2 separate regions of the Homo sapiens genome follow, and region 2 is linked to region 1. A link is a loop called in an ENCODE intact Hi-C map of the cell type or tissue named here. Cell type or tissue: PC-9. All regions are shown on one strand. Each heading gives the region's core, and the rest is flanking DNA. Links, peaks and the distances in the headings are about the cores only.

What was found. Peaks named below come from ENCODE experiments on the same cell type or tissue, not always from the same donor. Only the 100,000 strongest peaks of a DNase experiment are listed, where the experiment ranks them.
Region 2: a loop joins it to region 1, with 7 times the contacts of the local background. A loop is called at or near these places in 1 of 110 quality-filtered maps.

The regions. Positions count from the first base shown.
Region 1 is chr18:44,729,832-44,735,958 of GRCh38, forward strand. The region is part of intron 2 of SETBP1 (SET binding protein 1); the gene reads left to right. Among named protein-coding and RNA genes, the nearest start is that of SETBP1, 52 kb to the left of the region's middle. RefSeq lists an enhancer at 3,382-4,581. In PC-9, for the core only: no CTCF peak of the experiment used is centred there; DNase peaks (open chromatin) are centred at 2,110, 2,920 and 3,730; H3K27ac peaks cover 2,539 bases.
Region 2 is chr18:44,584,964-44,593,217 of GRCh38, forward strand. No RefSeq gene overlaps it. Among named protein-coding and RNA genes, the nearest start is that of LINC01601, 57 kb to the left of the region's middle. In PC-9, for the core only: no CTCF peak of the experiment used is centred there; a DNase peak (open chromatin) is centred at 4,938.

The DNA.
Region 1 (6,127 bases), core at 1-4,000:
GAGCAGGAGAAACCCCAGGAGGTCCCGGGGAGGCTGTGGTTTATGTCACACAGGCTTTTGCACCGCAGGGTCACTGTGACTTTTGAGAGAGTGTTTTCTGTGGAGCTGTGAGATCAGAAGCCAGTGAAGAAGATGCAGAAACTGTCATGTAGACTAATCTTTGCAGAAGCCTGAGTGTGACGTGAGGTCTAGCTATGCATCTGTGTGAGTCAACTTCTTGAAAACTCAGCGTGGAACATCTGCAGAAGCCTAGAGTGGTGCGGCTGAGACCTTATCTGCCCTTGTTATATGGGTAGCACTAAATTCCCTTAGATACATATTGAATACGACTTGCTTTATTCTGTTTGGTTCTGTGCATTTTACTATGGAGTATGAAGAAAAATTATATAATATAGGTTCTGCCCTCAAACAAGTTTTATTCTGTCTATTCTACATAAGACAAACATGGAAAACTAAGAGTCAATATGAGCTAAATGGTCAATAATTCAGCTGTCAGATACTGGGGAGGTAAGAGTTTGCTGGAGTCCTTGGGATGCAATGAGTAAACTCTATCCTGAAGGATGGAACTACGGAGGATTCAGAGAACATGCGATCTGCTATACAGATATGTAGATGGGGTGGTATGCAGGAGTCAGGGAAAGAAGGCAGTGAGGAACCTCGCTCTTTTCTTGACCCTGGACTTTTTCCAGCCTCTTTTTTCAGGAACTTTCCTGTGTTGCTTGGTCTCTCCATCCAAGAGGCTCTCATGTACCATTTTTGCCTACCAAGAAGAAAGCATTTTGACACATGCTCCCTGTTGTGCCTGTCCTCTTTTTCAGACCCTCAGCAGATCCTTCTTGCTTTCATCATTCCCCACTGGTCTAAGAGAGACATCAAAAGGAGCAGCTAGAAGAGTTACAGTGGGGGTGGGAGAAAGAGGAAGCTTAAATGGTATCAGGGTTTCTAGATGATAAGATTGTCCTGGGAGCCCTTTATAGACGAGACACAAGATGTTCTAATTATCTACTGCTGTGTAACAAACTACCCCAAAACTCAGTGGCATTAAAACTAGAGCCATTTTGTCATGTTGTCAGGGTTGTGGATCGGCCTAGTAGTGATAGTTCCTCCATAATCAGGAACTCAGTTGGAGTGGCTGTGATAGTGTGACATTGCCCCACTTGTGACTGGCTCTGGCTGTGGGCAGAGTCTGTCAGCTCTTCTCCATGTCTTGTCTGCTGTATGACCCTGGTGACTGGGCTGGGATGGATGCAACAGCTGGGGCTGCCTGGGTTCCACTCTGACCTCTTGACATGGCTGACTTGTACTTTCCAGCCAGCATGGCAGGTCTCGGGGTAGTTGGACTTCACACATGGTATCATTCAGAGAGAATCAGGTGGGAGCTGCAAGGCCCCTTATGTATGACCCTCAGCATTTCCAAATATCCCTTCCCCCACATTCTGTTGACTAAGCACAGTCACTAAGGCCAGCCCAGATGATCAGGCTTTGCAGAAGCTGTGCTTTTTCCACATGGCCACAGGCGGGAGAGGCACCACTCGCTAAACTGACAGAAAACAGGGTCCGCAGAGAGGTTTATGAGACTGTCAGAATCCATGTGGGTTTTTGTCTACTGTCTGGAAGAGCCCTGAGTTAGGAGCCAAGAGACCTGGGTTGTGATTATGGCTTCATCTCGATCTAACCAAACTTAGAATTGTTTTGATTTGTGAATAAAAATGTTGGTCATGATAGTTTTATATTTTATTCTACTAGACCCTGGGGCTAATGGAATTATTCTGATTTTAGAAGGGAGGAAAATGGTTCTTTACACACACACACACACACACACGCGCACGCACACACACACACATATCCTTATATGCTCCATAACCTGAAGTTGAGTGACTGACTGCAATTAAACAGACATTGGTCTAGTTCCTGTTTCTGCCACCCGACAAACACGTGCTCTCTCAACCTGACTTTCCTCATCTATCAAACGGGCATAATTCTAATTGCCTGGTCCACGTGAAGACAGTATGAAATACAATATTCTCAATATTCTGTGTCTGTTCAGAGTAGACTCTCCCTAAGAAGCATCATAGTAATTCTGATTGTTTGCCCTGATAAGAATCAGGATTTCCATAGCATCTGGCTGAACCTGTTTTTCTCTTCCTAATGCCTTGTTTGATCCCATTTTTCTTTATTATGAAATACCCAGTGGCTGGTGTGTGTGAGGTGCATGTTCTCAGTTTTTGTGTTGAGGCTGTCTAGTTCTATTTGATGAGCAATGTGTCTGTGTGAGTATGCAAATATGCTGGACTCTTTGCATGAAGGATTTAAAATAGAAGCTGACCTAAGAAAGTTGATTACCACTCAGATAGACGATCACATACCCTCGTTATGAGTCCTGAATTGGTTGAACTTTGTGACTAAATATGATATTCTTGGAATTTAGCTTACTGCTCCTTGAAGCTGAGCAGGGCTATGCAATTGTATTTTCTTTAACATGCTACGACTTGACTGCAGACGCCCTAAACCCCTGATGTCTTCTGCATGTACGATCAAAAATTCCTAGCTCCGGGAACTTGCTGTGCTGAGCAGACATCCAGTAAAGGAGGAAACCCAAAGCCTGTGTCCCGACGGATATATAAGTGAAGACGTTAGTCAAAACAAGACGTTAGTGCTATTTCTCACCCTTGCAATGGACAGGAGCAGCCATATTGTATGTTGCATTTATTTAGACCCTTCTGCCGAGAATAAGTGCTCTGTAAACATGCCCTATTTAGCCCTCAATGCATATACTGCTGCCTTTCTGAGGTCTTGAAGTCAATGAAATAAATTACTCTAAAAAGAAGTGCTATGCAGCCCCTTAGAACAGTAAACAAGAACAGTTCAGGTCTTTTCAGGAACCTGAAGCCAAGGGATGGTTTGTTTTTTTGGTCTCCAGGAAGAACCAGTACAGAAGGAGGTATTGACCTCGCTACTTTGGCTGGCACCCACCAGGTCCCTTCCTGGCGCTCACATTCCCCAAGTGTGTAACTCAACACCTGTCCTTCTGCGGCAAACAGAGCTTACAGTGATGGCTGAGCCCCTCCTGCCCTGGCCCTACCGGCAGCTCGCACCTTTCACTTAGGATTTCAAACTCTCAAAAACCAGAGTCAGAGAATAAATTCTCCCTCAGGATTCTGGTTTGGGCCAGGAAAAAAAAAATAATCAGAAAAACAACTCCCACAAGAAGTCCTGGGATCAGCACAGCAATCTCTTTCTAGCTCCAGACCTAGATGAGGGAAGGTGTAGGGATCTTAGAGACCTCTAAATCTCACAAGTGGCTCCCTCTGAACCAGAGAGGGGCATGTGGTCTGAGTGATGTCCTCTTTTACTGTTTGAATGCCAGCTCATCTGAGCTACACAACACCCCCTGTTATTTCTGTCTGACATGGCCAAGCTGAATCTCTGGTAAGTAAATAATTAATTTGGAAGTTGGGGATGTCAGTGGAAAAGTCGGCTCTGACGGCTCAAATAACAAGCCCCAAATGTGATAGCCACTCTCTGGCCCTTTGAGAGACGACCTGTCGGTTCTATTAGATCTGGACAGTCCTGTCTTCCGGCCTGTCTCTCCACATTAAAGTCAAGGAACTGTATCTCTCCATCTTTGGATCACATCTCTGTCCCCAAATGCTTGTGCACACTGTGGAGTCTGGTGTTTTCTTTCCTAACTCCACCAGGCCCATGCAAGTCCACATGACTCATGAGAAGAGATGAGTCGCAGCTCCAGTATCCCTGTGGGTTTGGGGAGGGGTCAGGCTGTGAATAAACCACTACGTGGCTGATTTTACATCCTTCTCTTTCACCACAAAAACCTCAATTTCCCTTTTTGTGGAAAACAAAAACCCTCTTTCAGTGTTCCATCAAGGGGACTGTGGCCTTTGAATTGCACGGTGTCCCTGAGAAATTTTAAAGATTAATCAGCTTTTTTGGGGAGTGGCTGGGAGAGGCCCTATTCCTGTCCATTAGGGAGTAGCAGGTCTCCCCTTCTGTTCCTTCTGACCAGGCTGCCATCTTCATGTGTAGATGAGGAAATTGATCAGCCTATGAATGATTTGCAAATCCACAGATGTGTGGCTGAGACCCTGAGGGCATTCATCACAGGATCTGCCCGGTCCAAAAGTTCCCTTCTCCCATCACAATTCAGGGCCTTCACAGAGCTGGGGGAGTGAGTAATGATGGGGGCAAAAGTCACACACTGAAGCAAATGAGGACAAGCCCTGAAAATCAGACCCTGTTGAGGCCTGGTCCAGGGGCTTTCTAGTACACTAGTTGAGATCATTTCTAAAAGGAAATAACAGAATAAAATCTCAGATAGGCAGTATAAGAATTTGTAAATGGTAAATGTGCTATAAGGGTGAGTAAGATGCATTGCTTATTGCTTGAGAGGATTTCTTTGCCCTTCAGTGTATCTGGATTTGTCATTCATGAGCTATTAATTAAATTCGTACTCTCTGCTAGTATTCGTTTCTTCCCTGGGCCTTCCTGAAGACTGCATGTGTGTCCTAGCTGTCTGCTATTCCAGCTCTCCTGTATATTCTGGGAGTGTGTATGAATCAACTTAGGCCCTTGTTAATACCATTGTTCTTGCAAGACATAAAAAGAAAGTGAAAAAATTTAGTTTGACATTCTAGGATCTTCCCATTTCACCTGAAATGTTATTTAAAGACTTATCTCTTACCAGTTTCTGACTTCCGTGAATTCCCTGACCACACTTCCAATTCCCACTTCCATACTTCTGTTTACATTGCTCTGACCTTAAATGTCTCCTCTCTCTCCCTATCTAGTCAATACTTACCTCTCCTTGAAGAATCCCCTTCCTTCCTGGTGTCCTCAGCTCATGCCTTCCTTACCTCTAAACTTCTAGAGCACCTCTCCGCAGTAACAGTCATTTCCTGGCAAAATGTGTCCCTCCATTGTTACGTTTCTTCTTTTGGACTATTTAAAATTCACTTATTTTATTACATTTTATGTTGCTTTCTCTTATTTAGGTTAGAAATTATCTTGGGGATAAAGGGTTTAATTTATTGGCATTTCCCACAGCATATCACATAGGAAGTACTCAATAAATACAAATTGACTCTATATGATTAAGTTTTAGACAATATCGAAGTGTGTTATGTTCCATTTCTACTCCTAAGGAGTTTTGCTATCCAGTAAGAAGAGAGTTATTTATAAGTCTACATAGAATTCTACTTAGAGATATTCACTAATATAATATTGTAAAGTTGGAAAGCCACACCTCAATGATGTTTCTCAATATTCATTAATCCCAAGAAAGAGTGTTGGTATAGATGCAGAGGATTTAGTCCATGTTGCTAAATCCTGTTGAAAATGTGCTTGAAGATTCATCTGTGGTCATGTGTGCTGAAATCAATTGAGGATACAGACCCAGCTTGGCTCTGCATTAGGAGGCAGGAGACCTGAATTTTAGTTCTTCTTTTTTCAGTTGCTGGCAGTTTAGCCTTGGGTAAGTCACATAATTTCCTGGGCTCAGCTGTTTCTTCCTTACAACTAAGGTTGCATCAATTGCTTGTAGTTAGAGATCTGAACCAGATGATCTATTAAATTTCCTTTCTATCTCTAGGTTCTTTGATTCTATTATTTAATGAGACTAATTCTGCTTGCCATTGCACAATACATTTTAGCAAATAAAAGTTCAACTGAACAGACATGATAGTAACAAACACCCAAACATCTGCAAGACTAAACATTAAGAAGAGAGACAGACAATGGCTTAGGCGGGGGTACCTATGATAGGTGCTCCAGGGCACAGGGAGGGTCAGATGCTGGAGTGGCCCAGTCTTCCTGGGATAAAAATGAAAAGGATCAGGAACACTTTTAGAAAAGATTCTAGATCAAAACTGTAAGGATGCATTCCCCTTCCTGTCTCACCTACGCCTACTAGTAGTCCATGACTTAACACAAGTTCTGCCAGGGACAGAATGGTATAAGATATTTCTTACCTGCTGCTCTCGTGTTCAAGGAAACTCATCAGAAAGATGCTCCAGGTTGGCTTCTGGTGAGTCCTTTTTCATAAAACATCTGGGCAGTTTCAGCCTGAGGAACATATACTGCTATCTTCAGCTGCTGTGGTGGGAGGGAAAGA
Region 2 (8,254 bases), core at 2,537-6,536, 140 kb before region 1:
GGCAACTCTTTAAAAAAAAAATCATTTTATTATGTACACCAAACCTGCTACCACCAAGGAAAAATATCTCTCATGAATCATATCTGTGGCATATCAAGTAGTCATTCTATAGAATGCCAAAACACTTATTACTTATGCTCATGGCATTTAAATCAATAGTCTGTCCCATATTGTTAAGTAATAGATGTATGTGCATACCTGTTTTTCATATAAACCACAAACTTCACCTTGATTATTCCCTACTGTGTATCAGAGTGGAGGGAGTATAACACTGTGTGCTTCTCTCCCAGTCCCACCTTGGAGCAAATATATTTATTAATATTCCACATGAAATTTAGTTAAATTACTATCAGAAGGTTGTCAAACGAAAGATTACCTCATGGCCAGGCACAGTGGCTCACACCTGTGATCCCAACACTTTGGGAGACAAAGGTGGGTGAATCACGAGGTCAGGAGTTAGAGACCAGCCTGGCCAACATGGTGAAACCCTGTCTCTACTAAAAATACAAAACATTAGCCGGGCGTAGTGGCAGGCACCTGTAATCCCAGCTACTAGGGAGGCTGAGGGAGGAGAATCGCTTGAACCTGGGAGGCAGAGGTTGCAGTGAGCTGAGATCGTGCCACTGCACTCCAGCCTGGGTGACAGAGTGAGACTCCATCTCAAAAAAAAAAAAAAAGATTATCTCATTAAAATATAGGATAAAAAAATGTACAGCCTAAGAATTAAATATGTGTGTGATGGGCGAGAAAACCAAGTGCCCCAAAGGCTATGCGTAGATATTTCTCATTCATCATTGGCCTCCTCATCCTCCCCTATCTGTAACTTCCTTGAATCAAGAAGAAAACAAAGAGTTTTGAAGGTCCACTAAATTGTAGAGCCAAGGATGAGGACCTCAGCTTGACATATCTTGCACTTCTGTTGTCTGTGAAGTTCAAGACTGTATCAACTTTAAGTTCCTTCTCATATATAGCCCCTGAGTATCCAGCCCAAGGATGCTAAATATGCATTCATTTCTGGGTTGATGGGATTTTTTCAATTCCCCTCAAAGGATTGAATCACTTCCATGGGCATATCAAGTTGAAACAGAAAGTTGGTGACTGCCCTGAATTACTAAAAAGAACTGATAGTAGATAATACTTATTTTGTACTCACAGTGTGCCAGGTATTGCTCTAAGCATTTTGCATGTCTTAATTTAATATAGCATGGTGGTTAGTGTGGGGACCTGGGTCAGACTGCCAGAACTTGAATCCTTGCTCTTTAATTATGGCCTATGTGACCTTGGGCAGTCAACCTCTCTGTGCCGTAGTTTTTTTCATTTGTAAAGTGAGGTGGTTGGTCACAGTGGTTCATGCTTGTAAATCCCAGCACTGTGGAAGGCTGACATAGGAGGACTGCTTGAAGCTAGGAGTTTGATACCAGCCTGGGCAGTACAGCAAGACCCCATCTCTTAAAAAAATTAAGTCAAAATGAAGTAATTATCATGATAGTACCTACTACACAGGGTTGTTGTGAGACTTAAAGGAAGTAACATATTCACAGATCTTAAAACAGTGTAGAGCCAGGCATGGTGGCCCATGCCTATAATCAGAGCTACTCAGGAGGCTGAGGTGGGAGGATCACTTGAGGCCAGGAGTTTGAGCCCAGCCTGGGCAATATAGCAAGACTCTCTCTCTAAGACAACATGAAAAGTCAGTCCAGCACAGTGTCCAAGCTCTGCATGTGCTGCCTGGTTTTCTTTTAGGGAGCCAGTCAGAATATATACTTGGGACCTATAGAACATTGCAGATGGGAGACACTAAAACAAATATCTTCACTCTTAGTGTCATGTCAGGGGAGGCCTATGAGAAATCAGTCATTGTCTTCCAGAGGGATGAGGAAATTTGTTCCTGACAGAGGTTCCTGCCATCTAGCTGTGTTGCCGCTGCTGTTTTGCATTAGAGAGATTTTTCCCCACCCAAGAGATAACCACAATATACTTTGCACTTCAGGGCCTTTCATCCCAGACATTTATGGGATGTGATAACAACTCTCCTAGCATTTGTTTCCCACCAAAGTAGGACAGGCCATCAATGGATTGAGCTTTATGGGAATAGGAATGTTCCAATGCAGTTGAATGAGACAAGAACCAGGTCTAATATAATTCTTCAGAGGAAGAGAGGATGCGCATTTGGCCTGCAGTAATTGGTTTTAGAGCATAAACAATTGCCAAGATGAAAAAGATGAACAGTTTGGCAAATCTCAGCTCTGGAATCCTGTGCAGAGATACTCCCAGGTTGCTGTGTCATCCAGTGCCATAGCCACAGCCTGTCAGCGTTTCACTCCCCAGAACATCTAGAGGAGGTAAATCAGAAGTGAGCAGCCTGGTGCTTGGACAGGTGGGTTGAAGATTTGGCTCAGTCAAATGTGAGGATGGCAGCCCTCCAAAGGCTGGCCTGGAGTAGGAAAGAGGAAGAGAAAGCCATCTCCCCTCCTTTCAAAGGGCCTGGCTTGGAAGCTTGCTTCTTTTTCTGCAGTGGCTGCCAGGAAGGCGTGTGAAGAGTTCTCTAAATGGTGAATGGTAGTCCTATTTGCCAACTATGGGCAATTTGCAGTAGAAAAGAACAGAAAATAGTTGTTTGACATAATATTTGTATTGGTAGTTTAACTATAATTGTAGAAATATTAGAATATATAGAAAAAAATCCATATTATTGGCTCATAACTTCACTGTTTCAAATACCATTCCTTGTTAACTTTCCCCAAAATCATATTTCTACATATTTCACACATGAATATAGTGTGATTTATTTAACCTCTCCTCTTCCCGTGCTTAATTAGGTTGTCTCTAATTTCTGAAAATCACAAAAGGCAGAGATAAATATACTTGACCGTACATTTTTATTGTCATTTCTACCAATTTACTTTGCAGAGATTCCTGGTAGAAAAATTTCTGAGTCAAACGGTATAAGCAAATTGTGATATAAATTATATGTGTGTGTGTGTGTATATATATATATGGAAATATATATGTGTGTGCATATATAACCATATTTGCTTTTCAGGAAGGGATTGTATACTTTCATAACCATACATGAAAGAGTCTAGCTCATCCAAGCCTCCTAGCCTTAAAGACAGATAATAGACAGATGATAGATAGATAGATAGATAGATAGATAGATAGATAATTTGCCTTCATATATAAAAAAATACTGAATTAAATTAAGAAGCAGCTGAAAATTCACCCACATGGAACAATATCATACATTGTAAAATGTCCTGAAGGTTTAAACGGGGTAGGAAATAAATAAAATTGAAAGGCTTCAAGAAGCAGCTAGTCTTAAGTTGAACATAAATGTGTGGTAAGTATTTAATCAGGTAGATTTAAAATAAAAACCTATGTATACCTGGGGAAAGGGGAAAGACTGAACAAAGAGAAGAAGCCAGAATAAGCAAGAAATATTTGGTGGATGGTTTTACCAATGAATGTTTATTTCCACATCTGTTCATTCAAATAATATTTACTTGGTATGTATTAGCTACCTGGCAGTGTGCTAGGTGCTGAAACTCCAAGGATGAATAACAAACACAGCTTTGGTCTCCTAATGAAATAGTCTCCTAACTGGCATCCCTGCCTGCAAGCTCAATCTACCACTATCCATCACTAGTACTGCCATCAAAGCATCTTCCAAACTATAAACCTGTTTACATTACACCCAGGTTTTAATCCCCAGATCATTTTTACAGGATTGGGAAACTTCAGCGGCTTAGCAATGCTTTGGGATAAAATCCAAAGACCTTAATGGGGTTTTCGTGGCTTTTCTCCATCTGGAGGCTTCCTACCTCCTCACATCTAGCCTCTCTTCCTCTCTTCCCAAAAATAATAAGGTTCTTTCAGTTCCTTGAACTGGTCAAATGTGAACTCTTCACACAATGTCTAGACTCCTGGAATTCACAAATGCTGTTTCCTCTTATGAAACATCTCCCCCTCTGAGCCCATGTTCCTGCTTCACCATTTTTCACCTAGCTAACTCCTGTTCATCTTCTAGCAGTCAGATTTGGGAAGGCTTCCCTTGGCCGTGAGTCTGGGTTAAGTTTTCTTGCTACTTATGCTCAAAGCACTTCTTATTTCTCCTAGCATAACTCTCATCACATTTTATTTGCATAGCTTCTTTTATCATAGCACCCTCAAGACTGTAGTCTCTATAAATACAAAAACTGTGTCCTTCATGTTCACCTCCAAGTTCCTAACATTGCGCCTTACACACAGTATTTTCTCAATAATTATTTATTGAAATATTTTGAAATAAAGTTAGTTGTAGGGGACTGACCTGCAACTAACCACCTATTCTATCAACTCAGAGGCCAGATGTTCACAACACTGAATTACGGAGTCAAACATAACCAGCAAAGGTTCTGAACAGAACAGAACCCAGGCTCAGGAACTAAAGCATAGCATGCCAATATAATATCAACTTAGAGCAGTTCAGTTATCTCTCTTCTCTAATGCCTCTCTCCCAAGGCCATGGTAACGAGCTAATAAAACCAAATATGTAGGGCCCTGAATAAGGCATCCATTAAACTCTCACATTTACTAAGTATTCATTCCTTTCCCTTCTCTCAGCTCTTCATCTTACTCCCAAAGAAACTTGGACAAGTCACTTCTTCCGGGGCTTTCATGTTTTTTGCTGTAAAAGTAAAGGATTGGAAAAAACAGTTATTGCCTAAACTGGTCAAACTCAGCATCATTAAGACAGCTTTGGCTGAAAACTTCCAAGGGTGGACCTGGAAGCCAGTTTCTTTATAAAGTTCCCCCAGGTGATCCTGCGGCAGCCAGTCCAACTTAGAACTGCCATCCAGTGTGTTGGAAACACTAGCCTTTTCCAGCTCTAACAGGCAATGGTTTCATTTTTCTCTCTGCTTCTCACATGGAAAGTGTTTATTCAATAAATCAGAATATGACTCACTTGGCTGGCATTTTTTGTTCCACCAGATGAAAACTATGCCATAATTAGCAGTGAAGGTCTACTCTATGTGTATGTGTATGTGCATGTGGGTATATGTGAGAGTGTGTGTGTGTGTTTGTGTGTGTGTGTCTGTGTGTGTGTTGGTGGACTGGGGTGGAGAAGCGTAAAAAAAGTCGTGCATCCCTCAATCACTTCCATTCCTGACTGGCAGAAGTAGACTTACCAATAATGACATTACAGCACAGTGAAGCAGTGAGCTGCTTCCAGAAGGCTGCCCTTAAATAGAGACAAAGTGAAGATGTCCTTTATTCTTCTGCTGTTATTACATCAACATCAATCACATTTGCATGTTGGCCAATGGCCACTGTCCTTTTAAGTAAACACCAGAATACTGGTCATTGTGGGCTCTAAGAATGGGTTGGTAGAAACAAAATCAAGACCAGTCCAGAGCTTTGCCATTAGTTTAACAGGCAGTATGACTAGAACCAAAGCCCATTAAAAAAACACTAATTCGATGTCCACTTGATATAACAATAGAAAATACAAAAGCTGAATGGATCATGCAAGAGATTCAAAGCCCATGGAAAAATTTGAACTCAAAGCTGGCGGAATTATATGGCATATGTTTTCAGTAATCCATAAACATTTCTTGAGCCCCTTCTCTGAACTAGATGTTGTATTATAAATTGGGAATACAAATCTATTAAGACCTGGTCTATCTCTTTAAAGAAATTTCAGTCTATTGATATGGAATTTGAAAGAATGCTAATTAAGGATGCACTGTGTGCTAGCTGTATTACACATGATATTTTATTCAAACTCCTTAACACTTCTACATTGTATCAATATTCCACTGACATTCAAACAGTCTGAACAACTTAATATTCAGAGATAATATTAGAGAAACTGGACTACTTCTTTATTAAGAATACAGATGGAACTGTTCAGAAATATTATATATTGTACAGAAAAGATTTGCAAACATTGCCTTCTAGTAAATAACCATGGCTCAAGCACTAATTAAAGGAATACTCTAATTAAGAATCATCAATCCTAATAAGTTTCTCTGTGACAGCCCAGAAACTTAATGGTTACTGGAGTTTTAAGATGAAAGATTCTGATTCTTCAAATGCCATTGTCATTTGGGTGTTAACCCTAGAATGAGTCCTTGCCAGCCACACAAATCTGTTCTTCTGTCTTCCCAAGCCAGAATAAGCAGAACTTTCCCCTTATTTACATCCACATTTTGGCTAAAGCAACAGTCCAGACTCCAAAGAGTCATATGGAATGCTAACTGGGCACTGGTGGTCAAAGCATCATGCCAAAAAGGCTGAAGTTCTGGAGGCAAAATTCACCCAGTGGCTCCCAGAACAAAAACCCATATATTTTCTTTTTTCCTTTATCAACAAAAAAAAACCATCTCAAAACTAACAGTCTATCTAGGCTAATAATTGGACAATCAAGTATTCACTACTCCCCCCTACTCTTTTTAAAAATCTCATTACTGTAACTGGAAAGAGGTAGAAATAATCTTTGTGTCTGATTGAAAACAGGTTTCCTGATTCTCTTGGGCTTCCACATTTAACAGCTCATTCCACAGAAACAATCTTGCTTCTGCTTGGCCTAGAAAGTTTCTGACTTTATTGGTGCATTTTAACACACAGTCTGTCCCCCTTGAATGTGACCTGTCATCATTGAACTTTGAATATACAAATCCCAATCACCGTCTCCTTCCAAATTAACTGAACACATCTCTCTGTTTTGACTCGAGTTAGATGGTTGCTGCTAAACTTGAAAAGGTTGCGTCTCACTTCCTGGCATCATTGGACAGGTTGCAAATCATAACCACACTAATTAGCACATGGATTTCTGGATTTTAATAATGCCAGGCAAACGGAGATGTAAAGGATGGGAGAGGAGAAAGAGGAAAGGGTCACTCAGGGGAGAAAATGGAAGGGAGGGAACATGGGCAAAAGGAATTTGACTTTGTTTTATCCTCCAAAGCAGATACTTGCTGGAGGATTAACTTCAGGGAAAAATCCTTCAGTATTAGCCTTACTTATTTGTTACACAGAAATAAACATTCCTATTCTTTCTTACTAGATCCTCTTCTCTTCTTATTTTGAATCATGGTAATACAACAGGTTTCAGAAGGTACTGAATTCAATTATTTCTGGCCTTGCTGTCAAGTGCGGTCAAGTCAATTGCAATCTCATCAATTACATAAATGAACTAGAGAAAATGGGTCTTTGGAAAGTTTCTGAGCTAAGCTTTGCTTTCATAGCAAGAAATACCAAACCATCTTTTAAAAGTATACATATATGTGTGCATATACATACACATACATATACATATGTATACACGTATATACATATACACATATATAGATGGTCCCCAAATTGCAATGGTTAGACTTAGAATTTTTTGGCTTTATGATGAGTTTATCAGGACATAATCCCATTGTAAGTCGAAGAGCGTCTGCATGTATATGTATGAAATGCTTCCAGGCCTTCTTCAAATAAAAGAAAATTTTTTAGAGAAAAAAATATCCTTTAGGGAACACCCTCCACCCATCCCAACGGCAGTTATTCCAAATGGAGACTTACTTAATTGTGTCACCTACCTACCTCTTCCTTCTCTAGAATCTCAGGCTATTGCATTGGCATTCTCTAATTAGGAATATATTTGAGATATATCGGAAGAAGCAGACTGTGTGTCTTGATTTTAAACTTTGTCTCTTTGCTTTCTCTGTATTCCCCCACATCCCCCCTTCTCCAGTCCTTCAAATAGCCATGTCCTAAATGAACCTTCCAGCCCAGTCTGATGTTAAAAGAGAAATGTTTATCTTGGAGTGTAGAGATAATTGACAATTAGAAAAGAGGACGCTTTTAGCTCTTGCTCAGGGCACTGAGCTCCTGAACAAAATGCTCTTTTCTTTGAAGCCGAGTGGATTGCTGAGTGACTCAGGCAGGGATATGTGCATGTTTATATTTAGGGCCTACAAGAGTCAAGGAGCTTTCTGGGACAGATTTCCCAACCAGCTGGTCCCAGATAATACCAATAACTCATAAAAGACAAGATCAAATGATCCCAGCCCCTCCTGGTGGGAATTTCTGACTTTAATCCCTGATGTGTTGGTTTAGGGGAACTGATTTTTGGAGTGAAACCCAGCTCTGCCCCTAGTTTTTATTTTTTTCTGTGCACCAGAAAAGGAGGCTATGGAAAGAAGTGGCTTTTCCCCAACTCTAATCTGAAAAGTTAGATTCTTTTTTTTTTTTGGAAATTTATAACTGGTTTTATGTTTCTAAT